Regions from separate parts of the Homo sapiens genome. Here region 1 is linked to region 2. Evidence: read pairs that join two places in POLR2A ChIA-PET (ENCODE). Cell type or tissue: endothelial cell of umbilical vein. All regions are shown on one strand. Region 1 overlaps GALNT1 (polypeptide N-acetylgalactosaminyltransferase 1). Region 2 overlaps GALNT1 (polypeptide N-acetylgalactosaminyltransferase 1).

Region 1 (8,000 bases), 110 kb after region 2:
ACTCGAAGATAAAGTTGAGCATTCAGGATGTTTGTTAGGGAGCACTTTCTGGGCCAATATCTGTAAAAGGAATACCTCCCTCTCCCTGGGCAGAGGGAGAAGTTGAGTTGCAATGCAGGTCCAACAGCCTGAGCAGACTACAGGGAAAGCACTGGAGGGGAACAGCCCATCAGAATCGTCCTGCCTCCATCCATTGAAAACTTAACAGTCTAGAAAAATAACAGAATACTTATGTCCATTATCTGTAATCTAAAATCATGAATTCTTAGATTTCAAAGCAACCCTAGAAATTAAACCCAGGATACTTTTTATACAAGTAGAAATTGAAACTCAGAATTAATTTCCCAAGGAAATTAATTGCCCAAGGTCTCTGAGCAGCCAGATAGTATGACTAGATCTCAAATCTGGAATTCTAGATTCTCGATCCAGGTTTCTTTGCACAGTACCACGCTATTTTTGATTAATAGTTTTGAGTCTTGCTTGTATTACATATTACATAAAATTTACAATAAGGCACTGGGCTCTTTTGCTTTGACTACTTGTATCTGTCCTTTCTGGAATAAAATGCAGATTTTAGACCTAGTTACATCTAGAAATTAGGAGTAGGAGCTTGGCAAATTATTTTTTCTAGGATGCAGGTAGACTTTACTAAATGATTAATTATAGCTTTTATCCTCTCCTTCAAAGGTTACGGTTAGATGCTTGTCACTTGCTTGTCCTGATGCCTTAGTCCAGCTCTCTCTGAATGGAGACTAGTTGGTGTTGCCTGAGTCCTCTGAGGAGTGCTGTGATGACAGCATCCTACCCACAAGGTTCCAAGCCACAAGGCTCTGTGCCTGCTGTCAGCAGCCAGAGTTGTATCTGGAACAGGGTTCTCCACCAGAGTCTAGGCTTCCTGGGGGTGCTGCTCACCTTCCAAGTTATGGGGATTCTGTCCTGATGTCGAATAGTTAAATACTCAGCACAGAGCAATAACCTATGTGTTTGTGATGGGTTTATTTTAATGAATCTAGATGAGTGAAATGCACATTTTTAGAAACTAGGTTAAGAGAGACCAACTCTCCCAACTAAATTTTTTGTTGTGCCTAGTTGGGGGTTTTTTGTTTTTAGTAATAGTGACCATGGGCCTGATGAGGGAGGCCACTGGGATAAGCTTTGCGGGAACTCCCGGAATGTTTGAGAGGTTCTCTTGTTCTGGTCTTTCCTGAGACTGAAGCCACTGGCAGCAATGTGCACGCTGAGCCGCAGCGCTCTGGCTGCTGGATTGTGTCCATGACTGCTCAGGACGTTGCCAGGATGTTGTGTTTTCCAATAATAAGCATTACTCTATAAATGCAAATTACCATTGTATGTAAATGTCATTGTACCATTTATCAAGCATTTACTCTGGGATAGGCAGCACTTTATGTACATTATCTCAGTGTTTCCTCATAAAAACCCGGTGAGGTATTTTTGTCCCCATTTTATAGATGAGGAAACTGGGTCTCAAAGAGTTTAGGTTTTTGCTCAGAAGCATATAGTTGGTGTGTGACAAATCTGGAAATCACCCCAGGAATGTCTGACTGCAAAGCCCCTCCTCTCAATAAACTACACAAAGTCTGCATTAAAAAAAGAAAAAAAAATTCCCACAGCCATGCTGACTCTCTTCTAGGTTCTAGTCTTATATTTGGAAGCATTAAAGATAGAATCCTGAACCTAAAGACAGTATCAGTAGTGACATCTGCAAAGATAGACTGTCATCTGCCAGGTCCTACTTTGACCACAACACGGAAGAATAATAAATGACTGGAAGCCTAAGTAGTTGTATACAATTATTAGATTTTGTTTTAAGTTCTAATAGGTGCAAAAAAGGCCTCATGAAAATGAAATGTTTCAGATAAAAGAACTACATTAAAATAGAGCCATGAGTAAAAGAATCAGATAACTATGTGTTAAACATTTTACATTTCCTTCGAGTTAATTTACATTTGTAGAGTAATGCTTAATGCACATTCCTGTATACAACTACTTTGAAGTCCTTAACATGACCAGAGCATATTATCACAATCATTGGTGTGGATCATTGTTAACTATCTATCTGTTAATTCTTACCTGCCCTGCCCTTTCAAAATTATCCTAATAACATGTTGCTGCATCAAATCTAGAACTTAAATAAGTGGATAAAATATATAGCTATGTCTGTTAACCATTTATTAAGAATCTCTTTTGTAGGTGAGGCACTATGTACTTTATCTTCATTATCTATGTAGTTTCCCAAAATCTGCTCAAAATATGTAATGTGATCCTAATTTTTAAAATGAGAAACCTCAAGTTACCCAGGCTGTGAACTCAACTCCACATTCCTGTGCTTTTCTTTCTGTACCACACCATCTCCTTTAACCACCAGGATAGCCTCTGGGTTTGCTATGGACATAGGCATAAGATTGATTTTACTAAATATCAGCTGTCCCAACATTCTTATGATTTTGAGTTATCAGAAAGACCTGAGTTTCTAAAAACTTGAGCTTTGGAATCACAGAATTAACTTGAACAGCCTTATCATAGAGAAATGAAACAATTTTGAAATAGCTGTTTGAAAATAGGTTGAGGATCCTAAATTAGGAACCACTAATCTGGTCTTTTTTTGTTGTTTAGGAAACTGAAGCACAAAAAAGAGAAGCTTCTCATAGTGTTACAGAGCTTATGCCAGAATTAGGACTTAGAATTTAGGTCATCTTGCAGCAAGTCAAGTGTACCCTACTGGACCCCAGTGCCTTTCTCCCTCCCTCATACCTCTTTATCGACCTACATATCTACCTACTTCTCTCTCTCTCTCTCTCTCTCTCTGTTTCTCCATCCATCCACCTACCTACCTTTTCTCCGTTGTCTTTTAAATAATGTATATTACCAAAAAAAACACCTTTTCTGCAGAGGAACTTAATCACCAAAACTGATGCTTGAGGTGTTTTGTTTTCTTCCACTCTCATGTTAAGATTTTTTCTATTTCAGAAATTAACCCTGCAGCATGTGAACAGTAATCAGTGCCTGGATAAAGCCACAGAAGAGGATAGCCAGGTGCCCAGCATTAGAGACTGCAATGGAAGTCGGTCCCAGCAGTGGCTTCTTCGAAACGTCACCCTGCCAGAAATATTCTGAGACCAAATTTACAAAAAAACGAAAAAAATAAGGATTGACTGGGCTACCTCAGCATACATTTCTGCCACATTCTTAAGTAGCAAAAAAGGAAAAGTGCTTTCCTCCTCTGCAGGATGTAAGGTTTATCAGCCATTAAAACTTAGACTTCTCTAGCTTTTCACTAGCTGTGAACCAGCCTTCCTGTCCATGGACGTGAAACTGCATAGTAATGAGACTGTGCACACTGATGTTTACAAGATTGAAAGAGTCTTTCTCCGAAAATCATGGTAAAGAATACTGAGACAATGAAAAAAAATCAACAAAATATGCTTTCTGGAGAACTGTACCTTTTATGGTTTGCTTGCACATCAGTAGTTTCTGCTGAACGTGCTGTCATAATGAAGAGATTTCCAAGATTTTTTTTCCTGATTAGAACTGGTAGCCAGTATATTAAATATTGATATAAAAATAAAAGAACTGGAACCAGATTCAGAATCATGAAAACAACATTTTTACAACAACAAAAAAACTATATTAAACAGGGTTTAAAGGAAATTAAAACAGAACTATGAGAAGTACAATTTGTTATAGTATAGTATCAAATTTCTATATAGATTTTATACCTCAGTGGGGAAAAATAACTGATTCCAATGACATTCATTTTGTTTTCATCTGTGATAGTCATGGATGCTTTTATTTTCCTTGGGGTGCTGAAATTGAGCTGAAAAAAAAAGGCTCTTTGAATATAGTTTTAATTTCTCTCTACAGTTTTTTTTGTTTGGTTTGTGGGCTGTTGGAATTGTAATTTTTAATTGCCTTCTAAAAAATGGAAATTTAACAATGTCTGATCTCAGCTGAACAAATTAGATGTTTCAGTTGCTCTTGGGTCAACTGGCTTACAGATTTACATGTGCACACACACACAAATTTCTTATCACATTTTCGACTTCTTCACTTGACCTAACTGATTATGCGAAATACCCAAGATTCATGCTACTGTACCACAGATTTGTTTTCACAGCAATAAATCTTCAGTTCTTTGTTTATGATTCCACTTAACAAAAGGCCTGCAGAAGTGATTTATTATTTGGGTATTTGGAGATAATACATTTGATGGTTTTTTGGAAAACCTTTTTCACTCCATACTCAGATATGCTTCATTGTCAAATGCATATTTAGATTAGATTATTGAATTGTAATGTTTATCTGCTGCTTTTTTTAAATAAAATTTGACTGAAAATGTTTAATTGGCATTTTTTAATGACTTAGCCAAAGAAGTGCAGCTATTATTCCATATTAATAGGCTTGCATTTCTTTTCCTAAATCTTATTTAGGCTAAATCAGTTTTATTTTTCTCTGATTTTTTTTAATACCACAGAATCACCTGAGTGTCAATTGAAAGTTGTCAATTAAAAGGTAACCTTTTAATCTCGTAGGAGGAATCTCATTAAGACATTTTTCCTGATATGTAGAGCAGTCTGTTGGCAAAAATGCATATATTTTCTTTCATATTTGTAAAATTATATTTAATGGAATTCTTTTCTTTGATTATCAAGGACTTTCACTGCAGGCAGTGCTATTTCTTGTGCCTAAGAATGTTTCCAAAAGTCGCATCGCTAATGATATTTGCCAAGTTGAGTGTACACAAAGTTTCTCATATCCTGTTCAAGTTAATCAACATCAAGCACATGGGGATGCTTTAGGGTGAGTCTATAGTACAAAATGCATAAACCATGTCCCCAGGAAATTTGAAAGGAAGCAGGTGCTGAATGGAATTTTTTTCCTTTTCCATGAGCTGTGTTAATTCTATCTCCAGTAGGCCTAATGCTTGAATAAGCAAGATGTCTAATCAATAAATTATTTTCATGCTCAGAATTTCAGGTTTTTGTACTCCAGCATAGCTTGGTCTTATTTCTTACTGTATGAAAGCTTAACAGCAATGTGATTTAAGGTTTTGTTTTAAATGGGAGATGTAAGTGATTTAATTCATGGGTACTTTTAGAACCTGATAGATAATCCCATTGCCTTTATTTTTCTAATTAAAGAATTCCTAAATACTTTGAAAATACAAAATATTCCTGAATAGTTGTGCCTTACATTGGTTTTATTTGAAGTTAGAGTGGATCCCTGTTTATCATAATTACTTGTAATTAGGCAGATGCTTATCACTCTATTATAACTCAAATTGGGAAGAAAAGAATGAAAAAGAAAACAATGGCTGGGTACTGGCTCATACCTGTAATTTTAGCATTTTGGGAAGGTGAGACGATAGGACCACTTGAGGGCAGGAGTTTGAGGTTGCAGTGAGCTATGATGGTGCCACTGCACTCCAGCCTGGGCAACAGAGAAGAAACCATGTATCTTAAAAAAAAAGAAAAAATGAAGGATGAAAAAGTGGGATTATTATTTAACCAGTGAAGAATTCATAAATGTGACAATTAAGGATAATTTGAATCTCACAAATCTATTCACCCCACCCCAGTCAAGGTCTATTTTAATATATCTATCTTCATTGGCATTCTTGAGAAATAGTGCTGCCATTGAACATTGGGAATATTCATCCATTCTGCAGATGGAGGACATCGTGCAGGCCATGTCCTCATTGCTCCCATTCTACATTTAGCTGAGAAACAGAGGTTCCTCTTTGTAAGGATTTGATGCTCTTCTCATCTTCCAAGAAGTATACCAAGAGCAAATTTAACTCTATAGTTACCTGTTCTTCAAAGAAAAAAGAAACTTAGAAGGTAGTGTTTCTGAGGTCATAACTGTGAGGGGTTGTATACAAAGAATGAGTCACTTTTTAAGCCATTTGGAAAATTAGATCTGTTTCTAATTAGATGACATTTTCTCCATTCTCTGATTTCCTGAAGATTGCCAAGCATTTGCTTGATAATCTACCAGGACTGATAATTTTGCAGAATATGAGGCAAATATATGAAATTCAGTTGTGTATCTATATCCTAGCAACAAACACTTGAAAATATAACGTTAAAATATGCCATTTGTAATAGCATCAAATAAGTCAAACTTCTAAGTAGGAAGAAAGTTAACAACAAGACCTCTACTCTGAAAACTACAAAACAGTGCTGGGAAGAATTATAGAGCACCAAAATAAATGGCTATTCTATGCTCATGGATTGAAAGACTGCATAATGGTAAGATGTCAGTTCCCCACAAATTGTTATCTAGATTCAATGAGATCAAAATCCCACAAGGCCATCTTGTAGAAATTGGCAAATACATATATGAAAATGCAACAGATTCTAAGTAGCCAAGATAATTTTGAAGAAGAAAAATAAAATTGGAGCACTTGTACTACCCAATGTCAAGACTTGCTCTAAAGCTACAACAGTTAAGAGAGTATGGTACTAGAGTTAGGATAAACAACAAATAGAAATAGACATGTCCAGAAATAGACCCACATGTATATGGTTATTGGCTTTTCAACAAAAACAAGCTATTCAATAGAAAAAGGGAAGATTTTTCAGTTGGAGTTGAAGTAACTGGATGTCTGGGAAAAAGCAATGTTAATAATGCCTTCTTCATACCATGCACAGTTTATTCAAAATGGATTATAGAACTAAATGTGAATGGCAAAACAATAAATCTTGTAAAAGGAAACCGACTATCTTCATGACATTGGGGTAGACAAGGATATCTTAGGCGAAGACATCTCAGGAAGGTTAAACAAAAAAACTGACAGATTTCATCAAAATTAGATACTTCTCATCAAAAAGATACTTTTAAAGTGAAAAGGCAAGCCACGGCCTAAGAGAAAATAATCACAATACACGGAACCAAAGGAAAGCAAAGAACATTTTAAAACCATTGTAACAGCAACCCAGTTTAACAATGAGTGAGTTGAATACATACTTCACAGAAGCTCTCCAGATGCAGGAGTAGCATAGGAAATGGCACTCAAACATCAGCCATCAGGGAATGTAGAATGAAACCACAAGGAAATACCACTGCATACCCGCCAAATGGTGAGAATGTGGAACTGATAGAAATCCAAGATGGTTTAATCACCTCAGGAAACAGTTTGCCGGTTGCTTATAAAGATAAACATAATGCCTACCCTGTGACTTAGTGACTCCACTTCTAAAGATCTACCCAAGATAAATGAGGGTATGTTTTTACAATAAGACTTGTACAAGAATAGCAATTTTATTTATAATATTCCCAATCTGAAAACTACCCAAATATCCACCAACAAGCTAATAGATAATCAAGTAATGGTATGTTTATACATTGGATACTAGTCTGCAATTGAAAGAATGGGCTGGGCTTAATAGCTAACACCTGTGATCCTAACAATTTGGGAGGCCAAGGCAGGATCACTTGAGCCCAGGAGTTCAAGACTATCCTGGGCAAGATGGCAAGACACCATCTCGACAGAAAAATTTAAAAATCAGCTGGGCATGGTGGTAGGCGCCTGTAGTCCCACCTACTCAGCAGGCTGAAGTGGGAGGATCCCTTGAGCCCAAGAGTTCAAGGCTGCAGTGAGTTGTGATCATGCCACTGCTCTCCAGCCTAAGTGACAGATTGAGACCTTGTCTCTAAAAATAATAATGATATACTGGCAAAACAATGTAGATAAATCTTAAAAACGAACAAAAAAAGCTAGACATATTCCATTTATAAAGCTCAAAAACAAATATGGAATGGTTATCTTTGGGGGTAAGTATAGACTGAAGAAGAGCATAGGAGAACTTTCTGGAATGATGGAATGTTCTATATCTCAATTGCAGTAGTGGTAACATACACATATATATGTATGTGTGTATATATTTTAAAATATAGTGAGCTGTATACTTGGGATATATGCATTTTACTGTATGTAAATTATGCCTCAGTAAAGTGCTGGGGAAAGTGATGAAGGTATT
Region 2 (8,000 bases):
GAAATTACCAGTTGGGTGTGACATGCTGGTAGGCATTTTTAAAAAGTTAAATTTGGGGTGCATTTTGAGAAATGGAAGGAGGTGGGGAATGTGTATTTGAGAGAGAGAGGGTGCTGCGAAAACTAAGGAAAACAGCAGAGAGTTTGGAGAGAATTTAGGATACTGATTTTAAATATAGAGATTAGGGTAGATTATGTTGGAGAAGAACAAAGCACAAAGAGGCTTTCACAGTCAATGGGGGTTTATCTGAGCCCTGAACTAGAAAAACTCTTTTCCCCAGAGACCCCAAATGGGAGCTCTGACTGTAGCTTGATTCAGATTGGGTCAAAAAGGTGGAAATAGGTAGACAAGTCAAAATAGACGGGGTTCTAGGAGGCTATGGTAATAATAATATCATTCCTGGAAAAAATTGTTGAAGGCTTTAAACCTGAAGCAAGCCAGCTGGGTAACTTTTATATTCTTCTCTCACTTCTGAATGTTCTTTGCCTTTAAATGCTATTGAACTATAATAGAGTTTCATTATGAACTTGAACCTTATGTATGCTAAAAAAGTGTGTTGAGCTAGAGAGGTGGGAGTTAGGGGGAAGGGCATAGAAACTTGGTTCTTCGTGAAAGGTCTCCACCCTAGTGTACTTGTAGATACCTGAGAGTGAGTGTTTTTTTCTTTCTTTATTTTTTTACAGAACTCTTTGAAAGGGACTTTATAAAAATACACCCTAGAATTTCACCGGGCAGAAATTTCAGGTCAGATATAGGTGGGCCCACTTCCTCCCATGCAACTCAACTCCACACCATAGTTCCTCACATCTCTAGGGGAAGTCTCCATACCTTATTCCATTGCTCATCACATCTTAGCCTCTGGCTTTCTCACTGTATTTACTAGAACATCTTTCCAAGACTTGCTGTTCTTATCCTCAGCAGAGCCTCCAGTTCCAACATGAGCCCCAGCACAGTATGTTCATGTTGTACTCCACTGACTGTTCTTCATTCACTACTCAATTGGATTCTTCAGTTGTAGGCAGTAGAATCCACCTCCGCCTAACTTAGCAGGAGTTAATTTATTGGAAAGGAATTAGAAGCTCACAGAACCGATGGAATTCTAGAGAACCAGCCTTGGGAACAGATTAGTGGAAACTAAGGCAACTCTTGGGGGCTAGGAAGCAGAATTGCAGGAGTGACCTGATCAACAGATTACCACTGGGATGATTGAACCCAGTCTGTTCTTTCATCCTTGAATGTTACTTGCCCAAGATTTAAGAGTCCTGGAGAAAGCATCTAGTTGGTGAAACCTAGGTCATGCTGGATGTACCAGGGGTGAGAGTAGGGATTTATAGTATTTGCAAGAACCTCCAGGAATCCCTTTGGCATCCATTAGTGGGAGGGTAGTCATATGGAGTTACATTCTCACTGGGATTATACAAGGGCAGGTAATTCTCCAACAGGAAATTAGGACGTGGGGAGAGATGGATGCTGAGCAGCCAAAATGAAATACCTCCTCCAGACCCCTTGTCAACATTAAATAACTTAATGACTCTTTACATTCTAGTAGTTTACTTATATAAGACAAATAATGACAGTTTGTTTAGTGCTTTTCTCAGTAGAATTTGTATTGTGTCTGATATTGGCCCTTTACATGCTGCTCCTTTAATTATCTCAACAGTCTTGTGATATAGGCAGCTTGTATGAACTGACCTGGTAGTAGGTGTCAGGAGTCAGGGTGCAAACTCAAGCAATCTGGGCTACCTTGCCTATATGCGGTTTAAAACATTATCATGAATTAGTTAATACTTTTAAATGAATTTGGATTCATCGGTCGTTAGCATATGTGTACTTTTAAAATAATAGTCAAATTCATGTAATAAAACAGTTTACATCTTTTAAGTCACAACTTAAGTTCATCTTTTCAACATATATATGTAAATGCCTTGAAATTAGGCATTAAATGCTGTGATTCTTTATGCTGGGGACATTCTAAGACTTCACTTCTAGCTGTTTTGAATTATACAATATATCATTGTTAACTATAGTCACCTGACTATACTATTGAGCAATAGCTTTTCATCTAACTCCCCTCCCCTCCCCTCCCCTCCCCTCCCCTCCAATCCCCTCCCATCCCCTCCCCTCCCTTCTCTTCTTTTTCAACAGAGTCTTGCTCTGCTGCCCAGGGTGGAGTGCAGTGGCGCGACCTCAGTTCACTGCAGCCTCCGGATTCAAGCGATTCTCCTGCCTTAGCCTCCCAAGTAGCTGGGATTACAGTGCCCACCACCACCCCCTGCTAATTTTTGTATTTTTAGTAGAGATGAAGTTTCACCATGTTGGCCAGGCTGGTCTCGAACTCCTGACCTCAGGTGATCTTCCTGCCTCGGCCTTCCAAAGTATTGGGATTACAGGCGTGAGCCACTGTGCCTGGACAATCTAACTGTATTTTTGTACCCAGTAACCAGTCTCTCATCTCCCCTTCTCCTCCCTACCCTTCCCAGCCTCTGGTAACCATCATTTCACTCTCTACCTCTGTGAGATCCACTTTCTTAGTTCTCACATACGAGTGAGAACACGAGGTATTTGTCTTTTTGTGCCTGGCTTATTTCACTTAACGTAATGACCTGCAGTTCCATCCATGTTGTTGAAAATGATAGGATTTCATTTTTTATGGCTGAATAATATTCCATTCTATCTATGTACCACATTTTCTTTATCCATTCATCTATTGATGGATGCTTAGGTTGATTCCATTATTTTGGCTATTGTAAATAGTACTGCAATAAACATGGGAGTGTCTATATCTCTTCAATATACTGATTTCCTTTCTTTTGGATATATACCCAGCATTGGGGTTGCTGGATCATATGGTACTTCTGTTTTTAGTTTTTTAGGAACCTCCATGCTGTTTTCCTTAATGGCTGTACTAATTTACATTCCCACCAACAGCATATAAGGGCTCCCCTGTCTCTGCATCCTTGCCAGCATCTGTTATTTTCTTGTCCTTGTAGTAAAAAGCTATTTTAACTAGGGTGAGATGATATCTCATTGTGGTTTTCATTTGCATTTTCCAGGTGATGTATCCAGGCGTTTTTTTTTTTTTTTTTCATGTACGTGTTGGCTATTTGTATGTCTTCTTTTTATTGAAATCTTTAGCCCATTTTACAATTGGATTATTTGTTGTTTTGCTTTTGAGTTCCTTGTAATTCTGGTTATTAATCCTTCATTGGATGGATAGTTTACAGGTGTTTTCTCCTATTATAAACAGGTTATCTCTTCACTTTGTTGTTTCCTTTGCTCTGCAGAAGCTTTTTAGCTTGATGTGCTCCCATTTGCCTACATTTACCTTTGTTGCCTGTGTTTTTGAGGTCCAACCCAAAAAGTTTTTGCCCAGACCAATGTCCTGAGGCATTTTTGCAGTGTTTTCTTCTAGTAGTTTAATAGTTTCAGGTATGAGATTTACACTTTTTTTTTTTTTTTTTTTTAAGACAAGGTCTCACTCTGTCATTCAAGCTGCAGTGAATTATGGCACAATCACAGCTCACTGTAGCCTTGAACTCCGGGGCTCAAGTGATCCTCCCACCTCAGCCTCCTAAGTAGCTGGGACCACAAACATGCACTGCCACATCCAGCTAATTTTCTGTATTTTGGATAAAGACCTGGTTTCACCAGGCTGGTCCCAAACTCCTGAGCTCAAGCAGTCTGCCCGCCTTGGTCTCCCAAAGTGCTGGGCTTACAGGTGTGAGCCATTACGCCTAGCCAGATTTAAGTTTTTAAATCCATTTTGAGTTGATTTCTGTATATGATGAGAAATAGGGATCTAGCTTTATTCTTCTGTGTATGGTCATATAGTTTTCCCAGCTGGATTTATTGAAGAGACTGTCCTTTCCCCAGTGATTATTCTTCTTGCCTTTTTCAAAAATGAGTTGGCTGTAAATGCGTGGATTTCTATCTGGGTTCTGTATTCTGTTCCATTGATCTTTGTGTCTGTTTTTATGTTAGTATCATGCTGTTTTGGTTACTATGGCTTTCTAATACATTTTGAAGTCAGGTAGTGTGATGCCTACAGCTTTATTCTTTTTGCCTGGGATTGCTATGGCTATTTGGGGTCTTTTGTGGTTCCAATTTAGGATCGTCTTTTCTATTTCTGTGAAGAATGTCCTTGGTATTTTGATAGGGATGCCCTGAATCTGTAGATCACATTAGGTAGGATGGACATTTTCACAATATTAGTTATTCCAATTCATGAGCATGGAATATTTTCCCATTTTTAAAATGTCCTCTTTAATTTCTTTCATCAGTGTTTTATAGTTTTCCTTGTAGAGATCATTCCTTTCTTTGTTTAACTTTATTCCTAGGTATTTTATATTTTTTGTATTTAATAGCTATTGTAGGATTGCTTTCTTAATTTCTTTTTCGTTTTGTTTGATGTTGGTGTGTATTAATGTTAGTGATTTTTGTTGTTGATTGTGTATTCTGCAACTTTACTGGATTTGATTATTGGTTCTAGTAGTTTGCTGATGGAGTCTTAGGGTTTTCTAAATATAATACCATGTTGTTGCAAACAAGGATAATTTGACTACTTTCTTTCCAATTTGGAGGCCCTTTATGTCTTTTTCTTTTTGAATTGCTCTGGCTAGGACTTCCAGTACTGTTTTGAAGAGAAATGGTGAATATGAGCATCCTTGTCTTGTTCCAGATCTTAGAGGAAAGGCTTCAGTTTTTTCCCATTCAGTACAATGTTAGCTGTGGGTTTGTCACATATGGCCTTTATTTTTGCGGGGAGGGGTATGATCCTTCTATACCATTAACATTCTATTAATGTGATGTGTCAAGTTTATTGACTTGCATATTTTGAGCTATTCTTGCATCACTGGGAAGAATCTCACTTGATCGTGGTGAATGATTTTTTTAATATGTTGTTCAAGTTGGTTTGCTAGCATTTTCTTGAGGATTTTTGCATATTACGTTCATCAGGGATATTGGTCTGTAGTTTTCTTTTTTTGTTGTGTCCTTGTCTGTTTTTGGTATATGAGTAATGGTAGCCTAACAGAATGAGTTTGGAAGTATTTCCTTCCTTCTCTTTACTTTTTTGGAATAATTTGAGTAGAATTGGTATTAGTTCATCTTTTAAGTGTTTGGTAGAATTCAGCAGTGAAGCCATCAGGTTCTGGGCTTTTCTTTGATGGGAGACTTTTTATTTACAGATTTAATCTTGTTACTTTTGATTGGTCTGTTCAGGTTTTCTATTTCTTTATGTTTTAATTTTGATGGGTCTTATGTGTTCAGGAATTTATCCCTTTCTTCTAGGTTTTCCAATTTTTTGGTGTATAGTTCTTAATAGTCTCCAATGATCCTCTGTATTTCTATGGTATCATTTGTTAATGTCTTGTTTTTCAGTTTTGATTTTATTTATGTAGGTCCTCTCCCTTTTTTGCTTATTTTCTTAGTCTACCTAAGGGTTTGTTGATTTTATTAATCTTTTCAAAAAACAACTTTTTGTTGTGTAGATCTTTTATATTTTTTGGTCTCAATTTACTTTTTTCCTGTTCTTTATTATTTTTTCCTTCTATTAATTTGGAATTTTTGTTCTTGTTTTTCTAGTTACTTGAGGAGTATTGTTAGGTTGTTTATTTGAAATCTTTCTACTGTTTTGATGTAGATGTTTATTTCTATAAATATCCCATAGATTTTGATACGTTGTGTATCCTCATTATTGATTTCTGGTTTTACTTCATCACGGTCAGAAAAGATACTTGATATAATTTTGACAGATTTGAATTTGTTGAGACTTGTTTTGTGGCCTGCCAGATGGTCTGTCCTGGAGAATGTTCCATGTGCCGATGAAAAGAATATGTATTCTGCAGCAGTTACATGTTCAGTAAATGTGAGTTAGGTCCCTTTGGTCTAGTGTAATTTATATTGTCTTATGACTTAACAGGTTGCTGTAGTTTCTGTTTTTGATAGATTTGTCTTTTAGTCGTCATTCTAGTGATGTGAATGGATTACACATTGCAATTACAGTATTGAGTATTCTGAATTTGTCTGTTTACTTTTACCAGTGAGCTTTATACCTTCAAATGTTTTGTTTTTGCACATCAGCATCCTTTTCTTTCAGATTGAAGAACTCCCTTTAGCATTTGTTATGAGTCAGGTCTAGCAGTGGTAAATACCTTTAGTTTTGTTTGTCTGGGAAATACTTGATCTCTCCATGTCTGGAGGAAAGCTTTGCTGGGTCATCTGGGTTGGTAATTTTTTTTCTTTAGCACTTGGAATATGTTGTCACACTCCCTTTTGGCTTGTGTAGTTTCCAGTGAAGTTTCTTGCCAGATGAATTAGAGCTCCTTTGCATCATGTCATTTGCTTCTTTTTTCTTGCTGCTTTTAGGATCCTCCTTTTGTCCTTGACCTTTGAGAGTTTGATCATTATATCTTGGGGTAGCGTTATTTGGGTTGAATTGTTTGGTGATCTCTGACCTTCCTGTATCTGTGTATTTATATCTTTCTCTAGGTTTGGAAAATTTTCTGTTATTTATTTGAATAAGCTTTCTATCCCCGTCTTTCTCAACTCCCAGTTGAACACCAGTGATTCTTAGATCTTCTGTTTGAAGTTATTCTGTATATCTTGTAGGTGTTCTTTGTTCATTTTTATTCTTTTTTTTCCTCTTCTGACTGTATTTTCCAATATCCTGTCTTCGAGCTCATATTGTTCGGCTTGATCCATTCTCCTGTTGAGACCCTCTAATACACTTTTCAGTTTAGCAAATGTATTTCTCAGTTCCAGGATTTCTATTTCATGTTTTAAAAAACATTTCAATCTTTGGTAAATTTTTCTGATAAATTTCTGAATTGTTTTTCTGTGTTACCTTGGAGCTTGCTGATTTCCCATAGAATTGTTATTTTGAATTCTTGATCTGAGAGCTCGCACATTGCTGTCTGCTTAGGGTTGGTCTCTGGCTTCTCACTTTGTCCTTCTGGGGAAGCCATAATTCCCTGTTTGCTGTTTCTTGTGGATGTATGTCTATGACTTCACATTAAAGGGTTGGTTTTTTATTCCAGTCTTCTCTATATGTCTTGTCTTTCTAGAGTATGTTTGCTTAGAAGTTCTTTGCAGTTGACTGTAATTTTCATTTATCCTAGATCACTGCCTCCTTTTTGGCACTGCATGGTGCCTTAAGTCTAGGTTTTCCTTGGCTCTTGCAAATACTCAGAGCACTGCCTGTCCCAGATGGAGGTGGGAGAGTGGGAGGGTTTTTCTCCTTACAAGCTTCTTGTGGGTTGAGGCAAGAACAGGGAACCCAAGCTGGTGGGGAAGCTGGCCTTTCACCTTGACCTCACTTTTTCCAGTGTAGAAATTGTGAGACAGGGAGGAATTTTCCATGTGCAGTGCCTAGCAGATTGTGGGAGGGGTATTGTGGAGAGAGAAGTCTGTTTCTCTTACTGTCTGCTTGGAGTTTTTCCACTTCTCTGTGGCCCTGGAGATCTTACTAGCCTCAGATTCAAGTTCTGGGGTATTGCTGGTGATATTCTTGGGACTGAATATTTGTTTTTGGTTTTCTGCAGAGGAGGGTAAAGCCAGATTGCTGCAATTTTGGTAACATCACTTCCTCTATACATATTTTAAATGGTAGCATCATGTATTTGTGACACACACACGTTAATTTATTAATTTGTTTTGAAAGTGTTAATGAGGCAATTCCTTACCTTCCCAAGACTTGTGGACTGTATATAGATTAGGAAACCCTGGCTGTCCTCGTAGTGGCATGTGATTATCTCCCAATCATGACTTCTCTTCTTCCCCACTGTGTGGCAATCATTGGTGGACCCTGGAGCTCCATCCCTCTACAGTTAAGCCAGCTCTAAACTTTGCCCTCCCCTGGAACTAACAGTTATGTGAGCCAGTAAATTTCCTCGTGTTTAAGCAGTTTGAGGTGGAATTTCTGATCTCTTAAAGCTAAAGGTATCCCAACTGATGTAGTAATGCAGAATTAGAATGTAAGGAAATAAGAGGGTTTTTCTTTA

The links. ChIA-PET counts read pairs that join two places held together with the same protein. Peaks named below come from ENCODE experiments on the same cell type or tissue, not always from the same donor. Only the 100,000 strongest peaks of a DNase experiment are listed, where the experiment ranks them.
Region 1: POLR2A ChIA-PET joins it to region 2 with 7 read pairs; 4 of 35 experiments call an interaction of 5 or more read pairs at or near these places.

The regions. Positions count from the first base shown.
Region 1 is chr18:35,706,636-35,714,635 of GRCh38, forward strand. It overlaps GALNT1 (polypeptide N-acetylgalactosaminyltransferase 1), which reads left to right. Exons shown (of 12, transcript NM_020474.4): 12 at 2,989-5,199. The coding sequence ends at 3,135. It overlaps LOC105372064 (a long non-coding RNA gene), which reads right to left. Exons shown (of 5, transcript XR_935377.3): 2 at 5,351-8,000. Among named protein-coding and RNA genes, the nearest start is that of MIR3975, 120 kb to the left of the region's middle. In endothelial cell of umbilical vein, no CTCF peak of the experiment used is centred here; DNase peaks (open chromatin) are centred at 1,266, 4,116, 4,816 and 7,086; H3K27ac peaks cover 7,807 bases.
Region 2 is chr18:35,595,923-35,603,922 of GRCh38, forward strand. The region is part of intron 1 of GALNT1 (polypeptide N-acetylgalactosaminyltransferase 1); the gene reads left to right. Among named protein-coding and RNA genes, the nearest start is that of MIR3975, 8.2 kb to the left of the region's middle. RefSeq lists enhancers at 514-573, 634-683. In endothelial cell of umbilical vein, no CTCF peak of the experiment used is centred here; no DNase peak of the experiment used is centred here.